Linked DNA regions of Homo sapiens: regions 2, 3 and 4 are each linked to region 1. Evidence: chromatin contacts called from ENCODE Hi-C or POLR2A ChIA-PET data. All regions are on one chromosome and are shown on one strand. Each heading gives the region's core, a stretch centred on a gene start or an enhancer-like site at or near the end of the contact. The rest is flanking DNA. Distances are from core to core; before and after follow the strand shown. Region 1 holds the start of PNKP (polynucleotide kinase 3'-phosphatase). Region 2 holds the start of RPS19 (ribosomal protein S19). Region 3 holds the start of ZNF628 (zinc finger protein 628). Region 4 holds the start of PPP6R1 (protein phosphatase 6 regulatory subunit 1).

Evidence for each region. Hi-C counts contacts between places; a loop is a spot of excess contacts on that map. ChIA-PET counts read pairs that join two places held with the same protein, here RNA polymerase II (POLR2A). Pooled maps may share reads with other maps.
Region 2: a pooled map shows a loop between it and region 1 (10-fold over the local background). The contact joins the promoter of RPS19 here to the promoter of PNKP in region 1. A Hi-C loop is called at or near these places in 2 of 50 pooled maps.
Region 3: a pooled map shows a loop between it and region 1 (7-fold over the local background). The contact joins the promoter of ZNF628 here to the promoter of PNKP in region 1. A Hi-C loop is called at or near these places in 8 of 50 pooled maps.
Region 4: a loop to region 1 is called in a pooled map, with 6 times the contacts of the local background. The contact joins the promoter of PPP6R1 here to the promoter of PNKP in region 1. A Hi-C loop is called at or near these places in 1 of 37 single-sample maps with no recorded cell type and 9 of 50 pooled maps. POLR2A ChIA-PET finds 5 or more read pairs at or near these places in 1 of 52 experiments (activated naive CD8-positive, alpha-beta T cell).

The regions. Positions count from the first base shown.
Region 1 is chr19:49,866,326-49,869,738 of GRCh38, forward strand. It overlaps PNKP (polynucleotide kinase 3'-phosphatase), which reads right to left and starts at 1,251. Exons shown (of 17, transcript NM_007254.4): 1 at 1,144-1,251; 2 at 729-892; 3 at 74-120. The coding sequence starts at 879. It overlaps AKT1S1 (AKT1 substrate 1), which reads right to left. Exons shown (of 5, transcript NM_001098633.4): 5 at 2,714-3,413. RefSeq lists enhancers at 1-706, 707-1,488 and silencers at 648-1,017, 1,088-1,387.
Region 2 is chr19:41,858,613-41,862,025 of GRCh38, forward strand. It overlaps RPS19 (ribosomal protein S19), which reads left to right and starts at 1,643. Exons shown (of 6, transcript NM_001022.4): 1 at 1,643-1,677; 2 at 2,163-2,233; 3 at 2,500-2,600. The coding sequence starts at 2,163. RefSeq lists an enhancer at 1,346-2,101 and silencers at 1,655-1,784, 1,845-1,964.
Region 3 is chr19:55,474,687-55,478,099 of GRCh38, forward strand. It overlaps ZNF628 (zinc finger protein 628), which reads left to right and starts at 1,931. Exons shown (of 3, transcript NM_033113.3): 1 at 1,931-2,121. RefSeq lists silencers at 1,997-2,196, 2,329-2,652.
Region 4 is chr19:55,257,285-55,260,697 of GRCh38, forward strand. It overlaps PPP6R1 (protein phosphatase 6 regulatory subunit 1), which reads right to left and starts at 1,733. Exons shown (of 24, transcript NM_014931.4): 1 at 1,151-1,733. RefSeq lists silencers at 1-6, 1,191-1,250, 1,421-1,520, 1,651-1,930, 1,837-2,131 and enhancers at 981-1,955, 1,961-2,160, 2,191-2,240, 2,321-2,370.

The DNA.
Region 1 (3,413 bases), core at 1-2,500:
TTCACTGACGGCTTGCAATTCCTCCCCAAATCCCATCCCCAGGCCTTGCTGGCCCTTGCAGAGGCACTGATACCTGTTTCACTGCCACTGTCCGGGTCTCAGGATCTGCGACCAGCTCCACTGAGGATTGGAGGGGTGGAGTCAGGATTTGCATCCTTGTGTGATTGGGTCCCTCATTTCTGGGGAGTGTGGCCTGCTTCAGGCTATAGCATCCAGGGAGTAAGAGGCAGTTTATTTCTACATGGGATTGGCTCCTTGACATGCAGTAGCCAGATAGTGGCACTAGGATTGCCTGACACTGGTCCTTGCAAGGGACAGGGAGGTACTTTTCTCTACAGAATTGGTTTCCTCCTTGACAAAAAATGTGGCTAGATATAGGTCCGGGGCTTGGCCTGTTACCATCCATCCCAACCTAGCGACATTTACTTTTCTCCACAGGATCATTTTTCTCTTGACGAAGGTCGTCGCCTGTTTCTGGATTTCCCGATGGCCTGAGCATCATCCGCGCAGTGAACATCCTCCCTAAATCGGCTCGATCCCCTCTCCCCCAAAGGATCTAGCTAATTCTAAATCAAGCACAAACTTTATCTTCCTGTACTCCCTAGAGAGCACCTTCCGACTTCGGGGCTGGCTGCACCACTGCAATCCCGCGTAGCAGCCAAGCGTCCCTCTGGATTGTTCCCGCTTTTGCAGCAGGCCACACCCCCTCCAGCTCAGGCCCCGCTCACCTTGAGTTCTGGAGCACTTCCGGTCCGTAACCTGGGTCAGGGGTCCCCTGCCCAGGACCAGGGCTTGCCCGTCCGAGGGCAGGAAGATGGGGGGCGCTCCCCCAGGGGGGCTCTCGAGCCACAAGCGGCCCGGGGCCTCCACCTCGCCCATCCTGGGTGCCGGCCTGGGGAGCAGGTAAACGGGCTTGAGCGGCGCACAGCCCCAATTTGCTGCAGGAAGTCCCGCCTCCTCCCACATCCACTAGAAAGTTTCCCCACCATTAACTGCTCCGGAAGTCCCACCCGCTCGCCTTCCGCGGGTCGACCCGTTTCCCAGGCGACGACGCGTGCTCCATCCCTCCCCGAGTTGCAATCCCCACTTTCCAGCGTACAGGCAGAGAGCCTCGCACATGCCTCCGCCCCGCCCCGTACTCACCCGGGACCGCGGCTTGGGCTCACGGCCACTTCCGACCAGGGAGGTCCTGCCCGAGGTGCCCCGCCTGCAACCCGGCCGGCGGCGGTCGGTTCCTCGGCGGACGGAAATGACTCGTCCCCTCGTGGGTGGGGGGCGGGGCCTGGCCTCCTCCCACAGCAGCCACGCCCCTTCCCCGACTCCCGGCCCCCAGGGTCTCTCGGCAGCCCTGACCTTCATCTCTCTTGCTGCAACGCGAGGCTCAGGCCGGTAGCGGGGACTGGATCCTCCGTTAGCAGATTTGCCTCTTTCCACCTTGACTTCTAATTTTCATCCCAGGGAGGAAGATTTTTTTCCCATCTGATGGTCATTGTCAGTCGAGGAAACCTCCGCCCCCGACAGCGCCCCTAAGTCCTTCTTTGGCTTCACCCTCGATGTTCTAGTTTCCTCATCTATAAAAAGGATAATCGTTTCCGCTTCGTGGGGTTACCATGACGATTAAAGGAGCTAACACGTGACAAAAGCTTTAAAAAATGGGTGGTAGTGAGCCCTGTTTAAGTCTTTTTTTTTTTTTTTTTTTGAGACGGAGTCTCACTCTGTCGCCCAGGCTGGAGTGCAGTGGCGCGATCTCGGCTCACCTGCAAGCTCCGCCTCCCGGGTTGACGCCATTCTCCTGTCTCAGCCTCCCGAGTAGCTGGGACTACAGGCGCCCGCCACCACGCCCAGCTAATTTTTTGTATTTTGAGTAGAGACGGGGTTTCACCGTGTTAGCCAGGACGGTCTCGATCTCCTGATCTCGTGATCCGCCCACCTCGGCCTCCCAAAGTGCTCAGATCCGTTTAAGTCTTATTTAGTGTTAGCATTCTTTCGGTAGTGGTCTGGTGGGACTACGTTTACCTAGTCCTAATTTCGGACGAGGTTCCACCTGCTTTCTAACCTCCAGCCATTTTTTTTTCCCTTTGGAGAAGGGGTCTCACTGTGCTGCCCAGGCTGATCTCGACCTCCTGGTGTCATGTGATCCTCCCGCCTTGGCCTCCCAGCGTGTTGGGCTTATAGGCGTGAGGCACCAAGCCCAGTTGCTCCAGTCCTTTTATAATAGAAGACTCCCGGCTGGAGTTCCTGGCTTTGCTGGTGAATATGTGGGCTCTGTCTCCAACACTCACCTCCTCAAGATTGGGTTCCATGGTCACATAAGACTGGGATGCTCTCCTCCACCCCATGAACCTGTGTCTTCATATCTATAAAATGGGCACAAAGCCAGGCGCCGTGGCTCACGCCTGTAATCCCAGCACTTTGGGAGGCCAAGGCGGGTGGATCATTTGAGGTCAGGAGTTCAAGACCATCCTGACCAACATGATGAAACCCTGTTTCTACTGAAAATACAAAAATTACCCGGGCGGCAGTGGCGCGTAATCCCAGCTACTCGGGAGGTTGAGGCAGGAGAATCGCTTGAACCTGGGCGAGAGTGGGACCCTGTCTCAAAAAAGTAAATAAAATGGGCACAGTAATTCCAACCCCCAGCTATTCACTGATAATCAGACGCTGCCATTCGGTTTCAGAAAATGTTGAATGAACACTCACAACACACTTCACATTTATCTCAGAGGTAAAACTCTTTAATCTCAGAGCGCCCCTCCCAACTGCCGATCCCCCAACCCCTCACTCTCTCCCCCACACCAGGGCCGGAGAGTGAGGGCCCCTGCCCCCCACCTTGGGTGGACGAGGGCCCTTTAAGGCACCTGTGGAGGTGGGGGGCGAGGGGCGGGAGCTGGTACCATCCTGGATGCAGGGACGGGCTTCGATTGGCAGGCTGTTGTGGGGATGGATGGAACCAATGAAAGGGGGTGCCAGAGGCAGGGACAGTTTGGGGCCATCCCTGAGGGGGTCAGGGAACAAGTTGTCGGGACGTGGGCAAAGACGACCCCAGTCCCCGTAGTGTAAAGAACGTAAATTGAAGGCCCCGGGCCAATTCTGGGAAGAGGAGGGCTTGGCCACGCCCCCAGGAAGCTGGAGCCAATTGGGAGGGAGAACTCAGGAAAAGCGGACGGTGACTATGTAGAGACTGGTCAAGCCCTTTACAGGATTTGAGCCAATCAAAAAAAGAGCTGTCCAGCGACTAGGGGATGGAGCCAATGCCGTGCGAGCAAATCCCTTGTCGCTAGGCGGAAAACAAAGGAGTTGACCCATTTAGAGCTTAGAACTCAGCGAGCCAATCCCTTAATAGAAGGAATCTGTCGCTAGGCGGAGAGAGACGACAGACCCAATCGGGAAACGGGACAGATGCCGCTCCTCGG
Region 2 (3,413 bases), core at 393-2,892, 8.0 Mb before region 1:
AAACCCGTCTCTATAAAAATACAAAAATTAGCCAGGTGTGGTGGCAGGCACCTGTAATCCCAGCTACCTGGGAGCCTGAGGCCGGAGAATCGCTTGAACCCGGGAGGTGGAGGTTGCAGTGAACCAAGATCACATCATTGCACTCCCGCCTGGGCGACAAAGCGAGACTCCAACTCAAAAAAAATTAAATAATAATTACTTAAATTATAAAAAGTGAATATAAATTACCCAAGTACCTGGAGATTTCCAGTTAGACATGCATATATTACCCACTTTGAATACATATGGAAATATGTATGTGTTGGTTCTGGAAAAACAATTGAGATAATGAAAATATTTTCTCAAGTTTTAGAAACAGTATGAGATAGGTTTCAACAACATTCTACATGAATGTAAAACCTTGATTTAAATATATGATCTTATGCTAGAAGCATGGTTGGTTTTAATTTTTCTAACAGATACGAGTCTTGGCTTATTAATAATTAACACATTTTGCAGCCACAGTATCAGTGTGGGGTAAAATTCTAATATTTGCTCTTATGTTTTAAATTCTCAGTCTTTCCAACATAAGAAAATAGCTACACACATTTCAGTGTTTCCTTTTTGCAACAAGTTAACATAATTTTATTGGACCACGTTATTTAGTTGTTGGGCCTTGTAAGGATTAAATGAGATCATGCATGTAACACTACAGTAACAGCCACATGATAAATGTCCAAATAATATTTACCTGTGCCTGGCACAGAGCAGGCACTCAAAAAATATTTTTTAGAGCATGTGACGCGCCATGAACCAGAGGAGCCACTTTAAATGGACAAACGGGGATCTCATTTTTTTTTTTTTTTTTTAATGGTGAGACAAGCCCTGAGAAGGCAAATGGACTGCCTAAAGCTACACAGGTCAGCGGGGCAGGTAAATCTAAATTGGCAAAGTAAGGGCTGAGCGAACAGACTCCGACACTAGAAGGCAGAGCTGAACTAACTTCTGCTAAGGTCCCGCCTCTGCCGCTTTGTCCCGCCCTTATCTTCTCCCCTCCTCCAGCGCCTCATTCCCTTTTCGCTCGCCCCGGCCGTGCTGAAGCAACTTCCGCCCTGAGAAGGGTGGGGCTTCCGTCTCCCGCTCTCGCGACTCCTGGCGGTGAAGGACGGAAGATGATAGCCACATTTCTTCCTCGCCCTTCCCCTAGGTTCCCTGTCACAGTTCCGCCCTTACTACTCCCACTTCCGGCCAGGGAACAGCCACTTCCACCCGGAAAAGGGGTTGTTCCGCCGTGGGGCGCCAGCTGTGGCCCACCCATCCTGCCCCGTACTTTCGCCATCATAGTATTCTCCACCACTGTTCCTTCCAGCCACGAACGACGCAAACGAAGCCAAGTTCCCCCAGCTCCGAACAGGAGCTCTCTATCCTCTCTCTATTACACTCCGGGAGAAGGAAACGCGGGAGGAAACCCAGGCCTCCACGCGCGACCCCTTGGCCCTCCCCTTTACCTCTCCACCCCTCACTAGACACCCTCCCCTCTAGGCGGGGACGAACTTTCGCCCTGAGAGAGGCGGAGCCTCAGCGTCTACCCTCGCTCTCGCGAGCTTTCGGAACTCTCGCGAGACCCTACGCCCGACTTGTGCGCCCGGGAAACCCCGTCGTTCCCTTTCCCCTGGCTGGCAGCGCGGAGGCCGCACGGTAAGCGGGGGCTCCGAGCTGGACCGGGCGCGAGGCGGCAGGGCCGGACGCCGAAGCCTCAGAGCGCGTGCCTGAGGGCCCCGAGGCGCCCGGCGCGGGCCCGTCCCGCCCCCTAGAGCCGCGGCCACGTGCGAGCGGCAGGCCCGGACATGCCCGGTCAGCGCCGTCCGGGAACCGAGCGTGGGCCCCGGGGGGCAGCGGCGGGGTGCGTGGGGCGTCCGGAGTCCCGGGGCTGGGGAGTGGGGTCGCGCAGGATCCTCACACGCAGGGGCCGGGCTCTGTTAGTGCGATCCAGAGAGGCCGTGGGCGTCGGTGAGCTCCTTCAGACCCGCAGGAGCCGGAGCCCGGCGTTGAAGGGGCCGTGGGAAGTAACGGGGGGTACCACGGTTTAGGATGCGCTGGAGCGAAAGGATTGGGGTGGGGTCCGTGCTCTTGGCAGTCGTCTCTGCCAGGCCTGTGTTCACATGCTTGACTTTCTCCCTCAGATGCCTGGAGTTACTGTAAAAGACGTGAACCAGCAGGAGTTCGTCAGAGCTCTGGCAGCCTTCCTCAAAAAGTGAGTTTGGGGACTGAGGTTCAAAACGGGTGGAGGCTGTCGCCTTGGCCTGCCCATCTGAGCCCCAGTGTTTGCCGGTCCCTGGCAGGCGAGGCTTGTTTGGGGCCTCCGTGGCTCCTTTCAGCGTGAGGCCTGGCTTGTGTTCCGGTTCCAGCCTCTCTTTGTACTCTGGGCACAGCATAGTTGTGTTGAGGGGAGGGCATTTGGGATATGGGGTAGTTTGTGGAGATGACTGAATCGTGCTTTTCCCACTGTTTTGGTCTTAGGTCCGGGAAGCTGAAAGTCCCCGAATGGGTGGATACCGTCAAGCTGGCCAAGCACAAAGAGCTTGCTCCCTACGATGAGAACTGGTTCTACACGCGAGCTGGTGAGGAACTTAGGTCTTTGGCTGGAGAGTGGGGAGCTGGGTGACCCCTGGCACAAACCATACTTCCCTGTCTCCTCTGAGCTCTTTCCCGCCCCAAGAGGGAGAGAAACCCTTGGTTGTGTCACCACTTGCTTTGTGTGATGTGACATTCGATAACTTGGTACTCCAAGTTTTTATGACATTCTAAGAGCTTTGTGAGAGGAGGACCTGTGGCTTTGAGCCTCAGGGGAAACCAGAGACAGATGAATGTTCATATTTTGCTTACAGGTGGTTTAATCCTTTCTATATACACGGAGGCAGACTCCCTGGGTTTGGATCCATCTTTTACATCTGGCTGTGTGTCCTCTGGCAAGTTGGTTAACCTGCCTGTGCACTCTCTCATCCCCAAAATGGGACTAATTATTGTACCAGTACTAGAGTATTGCAAGGATTGAATGAATTTAAAGCAGAGTGTTTAGAACGTGTCTGTTGCACAGTAGTTATTCAGGAAAAAGCCAGTTGTCTTTACTATTGCTCAGATCATCAAGTTAGCCTTCTCCATATCTCTAACAGGCTGTTTCTAACTAAATGGTTGGAGATCTGGCCAGGTCAGTCCCTGCTTTAAATCTTGACTTCTGATCTTATGGACACCCTGCAACCTCGTGCCAGCCCCGTCTCTTTTCAATCTTCCAATAATAATTTATGTACAGTCCCTGACTAGTGTTAGTTCTCACGTGTCTTAATATTTCAGTACTCACTAAATCTTCACTTTCAGGAAGATGTAACAGGGTGGGCGGTGGCAGTGCCGTGTTATGTCAAGGTGACAGCCTTAGC
Region 3 (3,413 bases), core at 681-3,180, 5.6 Mb after region 1:
TCTCGGTTCACTGCAGACTTAACCTCCCAGGCTCAAGCGATCCCCTCACCTCAGCTTCCTGAGTAGCTGGGACTACAGGTATGTACACCACAGGAAGCTTATTTTTTGTAGAAATGAGGTCTTGCTGTACTGCCCAGGCTGGGTGTCCCATCCCTTTTGTAATGCCTCTGCGTGGGCAGGTAAATGAGGGGGGCTGAGCTGAGGGCCCCTTTCACTACTGCAGAGACCAAAATGGCCCGAGGCAAGGGGGACGGAAGTGGGATCCGCACCTCTGGGCTTTCCTAGCCTGGCAGCCAGCTGGGCAGTGCATTCCCATCCACGTCTCCACCCTGCATGGCAGCCGCTTTGTGTGGTTAATGCTGACGTGAAAGGAATGTTGGGCTGAGCTGGATGCCAAGGGTTTTTACACGCACGAATGCACGGAGACATCAGCACCAAGACCCTGTAAGGTAGGGGTGGGTCCACACCACCGCAGATCAGCCCTGAGTTCCAGCCTGCTTGTGGACTTGGGAAACGGTGTGGGAGGCTGGAAAAATCCACTCATTCAACAAACAAGTACCGTCTGCTTCTCCATCAGGGCCCATGCTGGTTGTTTGGAATACCTGGGCAGCAAAGACACGAAAGGTCCTCGCTGTCATGGGACATAGATAAATGTCGCTGAGCATGTAAGAGGGACACCACCTAGCACAGGAGGCTTTCCAGTGGGATCTTGCTGGGCAGGGATGGGTTAAGGGTAGAAGGGCCTTCTGGCCTGAGAAACAGCATGCAGAATGGTCTTCAAGCTGAGGGTACTGCCTTTGAGCAGTGGCTCTCAACTAGTGAACATGTGGCAATGTCTGGAGATATTCTTTTTGTTGTTGTTGTTTTTTTTTTTTAACACAGAGTCTCACTCTGTCACCCTGGCTGGAGTGCAGTGGCACGATCTTGGCTCACTGCAACCTCCGACTCCTGGGCTCAAGCGATCCTCTTGCCTCAGCCTCCTGAGTAGCTGGGGTTACAGGTGCCTGCCACCATGCCCGGCTAATTTTTGTATTTTTAGTAGAGACGGGGTTTCACCATGTTGGCCAGGCTGGTCTTGAACTCTTGACCTCAAGTGATCTGCCTGCCTCAGCCTCCCAAAGTGCTGGGATTACAGGTGTGAGCCACCGCGAAAATCTCTATCTGGAGATATTCTGAGCTCTCCTACGGGGTGTGTGGAGCGGGGCTGGGGATGCTACCTGCATCTAGTGAGTGGGGGCCCTAGAGTGTGTAGGACAGTCCCCGCTGCAATGAATCCATCCCAAATGGCACTAGTGCTCTGGTTGAGAAACTGCGTTTAATGACCCTCAGAAAAGCCAGTGTGGCTGGAACGCTGGGTTGGGCGGGGGTTGAGCGTGGAGAGGGGCTTTGGAGCAGCTCGGTCTCCCACTAAAACCCTAGGCCCCACAAGGAGTCTGTGGATTCCAGCCTCCCAGAACAGACCTTTGCCCAGCAGGAACCAGGTTTCTGCAGCGTCTGGATGAGCGTGCACGAAGCACACGCCCGAAAATCCTGAGCACGTGGCTCTACCGAGGGACTGGAAGCGCTCCAGGCCTCGTTTTCCCGCTGGAGCGATTACACCCTGGGGGCGGGGCCCGCTTCACGGGAGGGATTTTTGTACAACCGTGGTGCATGGAAGGATTTTTTTGCAGATGAGAGGGAATCGGGATTAATAAGGGGAACTTGCGACCCCGCGTCTCGAGCTGGCCGTCCCTGGCCTTGGGCTCACCGGGGCCTCGGCCCCCAAGACCTGACAACTGGAGTCCGCGACCACAACTGGGAGAACTACAACTCCCAGGATGCCGCGCACCGCCTGCGCCCGAGCTCGACGAGGCCTCGCACAGCCAATGGGAGGGTCCGGGGGCGGGAACTCGGAGTACGTGCGTTGTGACGCACCGACGGCGACGTCGGGGTTTGTGTGCGCGAGAGGCCGCCGATAAAGGTTGGGTGCCTCGCGCCGGGGGCCGTTGGGAGGGAGTGCGCCCCTGCCCCCCCTCCCCGGTCCCCACAGCTGCACCGCCGCTGCCGGGGCCCCACCTTCCCGTCGACCCCCGCGGGAAGGTCCTGGGGCTGCCACCCTCGTTCCCCCGATTGGGGCCGCAGGTGAGAGACCGGAGGGGGTGGGGGTGGGGGGAGGGACCGGAGGGCGGAGAAGTTGCAGGGGGTGGGGCGGGGGGGGGGGCGTGAAACCGGAAGGGGTACCTTAAAGGGGAGTCACTATTTCACCTCCGACATTTGCCAGCTAGGCCGGGTCCGCCCTCTTAAAGGGCAAGGGGCCACATTGAGAGGGCGGGTCAGGCTTTGCATTTTTACAGAAGCTTTCTGACTTAAAACAATGTTTTTCCCCTAAAAGGCGGTTATCTCATTAAAGGCCAGTGACCGTTTCCCAGACATTGAAGCAAAAACTCCTGAGTCCTGGTTGCTTCAAAGCGATCCCTGGTTTAGCTCAACAAAAGTGGAGATGGGGCTCCAGTGGCAGCATCCCCTTAAAGGGGAGGTCCAGCCTGCTGAACGGGTGTGGCGCGGCCTTTTAAAGGGGATGTCTTCTTGTTAAATGGGACCCCGCTCTTTCAGGGCACGGATATCTCTTTTAAGGAGATGCTGGGGCTTCTCAAAGGCACGTGCAGCTTCTTAGCATCAGTAGGTTTGTTTTTTTTTTTTTTTTTTTTTTCTGGAGACGGAGTCTTGCTCCGTTGCCCAGGCTGGAGTGCAGTGGCGCGATCTAACCTGCTTACATATTAAAGGGTACACTTATCTTTTAAAAAGGAAGTTCTTGGCTAGGCGCGGTGGCTCACGCCTGTAATCCCAGCACTTTGGGAGGCCGAGGCGGGCGGATCACTTGAGGCCAGGAGTTCAAGACCAGCCCAGGCAATATGGTGAAACCCCGTCTCTACTAAAAATACAAAAATTAGCCGGGCGCGGTGGCGTGCACCTGTAATCCCAGCTACTCGGGAGGCTGAGGCAGGAGAATCGCTTGAAGCCGGGAGGCGAAGGTTGCAGTGAGCCGAGATCGCGCCACTGCACTCCAGCCTCGGTGACAGAGTGAGACCCTGTCTCCAAAAAAAAACAAAAAAAACACACAAGTTCTTGTAGCTTGTCCGACGGGGATGCCTAGCCTTCATTCATTTAAAATTTGTTTACTGCGCACACACTCTGCCAGACATTATTGTAGGCACTGGGATGGCATACAACAGTGAACCAGACAGAAGCCCCTATTTTCCCGGCGTTGACATTCTAGCATGGGGAGGCAGAATAAAACAGAAAGCACACTGGTTATATAGTAGCGGTTCTCATCTGGGGGCAACGGTGCTCCCCAGGGGCGACACTGCGGCTAAGACTCGGAGGTGCAGGAGTGAGCTTTGTGGACAGCGTAGAGGAGGGCTTCATAGGCCAAT
Region 4 (3,413 bases), core at 483-2,982, 5.4 Mb after region 1:
CCTTGGGCTGGATGAAATCCCACTGCAGTTTCTCTACAACTGTGAACCCAGTACCGCACCTGACAGTCTACGCAGCTTCCTTTCCTGAAACATCTTGCCTTTCAGGCGGGTGTCTATGGTCATGTCTGTGTGTACTACGAGCGAGCAAGAAAGACCCCAACCAGAGGTCCCATTCGAGGCCTGGATAAGCACGCCGGGCGGAACTACTCTGCCCCTCACCCTCCCAATACATCTGCACTCAGGACTCCGACCTTCCTTCCTTGACATATCTGCACGTGCTGCTCCTTCCCCCCCCGGAAGGCCCTTCTTCCCACTCTCCATCTGTCACCTCCTACTCATCCTTCCTAGACAGAAAAAGCCGTCCGTCCAGTCAGTCTCACCAGTGCCTCCCGCTCTGTGGCCCCCTGCAGCTCCCTAAGTCACCTCGATCACGACACGCAGGAATTGTGACTGTCCGGCTCTGCCTTTGTACCCCCTCCAGGGACCGGCCCCACCTCCAGGGCAGGGCCTAGGGCTGATGCCCCCTCCTCGGTGCCCAGCGCCAGGCTCCCTGCCTGCCCTCAGCAGGCTTCATCTCACTGAAGCAGGCCCGAGTGGTGGCTGCTCCAGAGAAGCCCCGCTCCCAGGTCCCTCGCACAAGAAGCCGGAGGCGGGAGAGGGTCGGTCAAGGTGAAAACAAGCCCCGCTCCTCCAGTCCTGAGCTCCGGGGATCTAAGGAGGCTGCGCCACGGAAGAGGTGGCGGGGCAGAGATCGGGGCGAGAGGGAAGGGTGTAAGCAGGCAAAGTCCAGGGTAACCAGGGAGAAAGACTCCTGGGGGGCCGGGGAACCGGCCAGAGAGGCAAGAGAGCGGAGCTGAGGCTCAGGGACTGGGGAGCGCAGCTGCAGAGAGCGAGTGGGAAAAGGCCGAGAGCAAGAGACTGAGACTAGGGTGGCGGCGGAGCTGAGGTGAAGAGATTAAGAGACTGGGGAGGGTCGAGGGGGAAGAAACGGGGTGCCGTGGAGAGGAAACCCGAAGGAAGGAGGGAAAGGATCCGAAGCAGAAAAGACCCGCGGGGGTCCCGAGAGGGAAAAGCCTGAGGGGACGCGGAGAGGGGAAGACGTGGGCGCCTGGCCCTGGAGAGAGAGGGTCGGGCGACGCGGGCCGCTCACCTGCGAGGGGGGGCGGCGGCTCCTCGCACTCGGGGCTCATCGGGGCGCCCCCCCCCGCCCCGCCGCCGGCGGCTCCGGCCCCTGCTGCGGGGCCCGGTGAGTGGGGGCGGGGGCGGCGTCGGGGACTCGCGCAGGCGCCGGGGCTCGCGGGGTCCGCGCAGGCGCCCGCGGGTCGTGGGGTCCTCGCGCGCCGGGTCCTGCAGAGTTGAGGGGGTCAGCGCCGGGTGGAGTTGCCGACGGGCGGGGGGCGTCACTAGTCCGCGTAGGCACCTCCGGGGTCCGCAGGCGAGGTGGGCGTGCGGGCCGAGGCGGGTTGGCGAGCCGGGTCGCGAGGCCCACGCAGGCGCCTCAGCCGGGAAGACGGGGGAAGTTGCCCCGGTTTCCACAGTCCAACCGAGCGCCCCACGGGAGGGGAAGGCGACCTCCTCCGCGGTCCAAACGGGCCGCAGAGCCGAGCAGCGACCGACGGAAGCCGAGGCCTACTTCCTTAACCACCCCTTCCCCAAAGCCGCTCAATCTCCGGGCTCTGCGGCCGGCCTCAGGGCCTCCGACGCCCGGCTCCCTCCGCCACTATCCCACAATCCCCCTAGCGCAGGACGACGCAGGAGGCCCCGCCCTCCCGCGGCTGTGTTGGTGCGCAGGTGCGGGGGGCGGGGTGCACGCCTGGGCGGTGCAGTGCGCGTGCGCCCGGGCGCTCCCGACACCGCCCACTCTTGAACCCCGCCGCCGCAGACGCGCTTGCGCCCGTTGGTGCCAACGGTCTGCCCCGGAATAAACCCAGACAGCTCAGTGAGCCGCAGCTGCGCACCGGCTCCGTTCCAAGGCCCCGTGAATATTCCGCTCCAGGATTTCCCTTCCCACTCGCTCCGTTTGGAAATCCGTTCGCTGTTCTGTCTCCTCTAATCATAGTGGAGCTTTGGCTCCAGGGTCGGGCTCTTGCGAAATCCAGACCTGGTTTTCGCTCCAGCCAAAGCCAGGCGCCTTCGTTCCGTCCGGCTCTCGCGCTTAGCCGCCTCCGAGCCTCAGAGGCCCTCAGTCGTTTCCGTCTGCTGGCGATAGTCCCGGCCGGGTCGCTGGTGTTGCCAGTTCCGCCCAAAGCAGCTTCTAATAGCATCAACTGAAAGAGACCTCCTAGACCTTGTGTCTAGATTGATGAAGGTCCCTCTGGCTTTGAGCCTCGGTTTCCCCAACTTTAATAGCTCCCCTCTCTACCCATGTTAGAGGCCTACTGTAAAAATCGTGTGGGCGCGAGGAACTTTTTTGTTTTTGTTTTTGTTTTAAGACTCCGAATTGGCCGGGCGCGGTGGCTTACGCTTGTAATCACAACACTTTAGGAGGCCCGAGGCCGGAGGATGGCATGAGACCAGGAGTTGGAGACCAGCCTGGGCAACCTAGGGAGACCCCCGTCTCTACAAAAGAAAATTTAAAAAATTAGTTGGGCCTGGTGGCCCGCGCCTGTGGTCTCAGCTATTCGGGAGGCTAAGGCAGGAGAATCGCTTGAGCCGAGGCTGCAGTGAGCCGGATTGCACCACTGCACTCCATCCTAGGAGACAGAGCGAGAACCTGTCTCAAAAACAAAGGGCCCAGCGTGGTGGCTCACGCCTGCCTGTACTTGAGCTCAGGAGTTCAAGACCCCACGCCTATAATCCCAGCACTTTGGGAGGCCGAGGTGGGCGGATTGCCTGAGCTCAGGAGTTTGAGACCAGCCTGGGCAACACAGTGAAACCACGTGTCTACTAAAATACAAAAAATAGCCGGACGTGGCGGTGTGCGCCTGTAATCCCAGCTACTCAGGAGGCTGAGGCAGGAGAATTACTTGAACCCGGGAGGTGGATGTTGCAGTGAGCCCAGATCAGGCCACTGCACTCCAGCCTGGGTGACAGAGCGAGACTCCGTCTCGAGAAAAAAAAAAAAAAAAAAAAAGAGCAAATTCACCCCTCCTTTGCCCTCTTTGTTCTATTGAGACCCTCAATGGATTGGATAATGCCAGCTCACACTGGGGAGGGAAGATCTTTATTCAGTCTACCGATTCAAATGCTAGTCTCTTCCAGAAATACCCTCATAGACACACCCATAATGTTTTACCAGCTATCTGGACATCCCTTAGCCCAGTCAACACCTGAAATGAACCATCACAGAGAGGCATTTCCTTTTCTCTTTTTTCTATAGAGATGTTTTGTCTTTTACCCAGCATTTGGCTTCCTTGTTTTCTCCACAATATGATGGCATCATTGCCACACTGTTTTAACACAGAGGTCAGGAA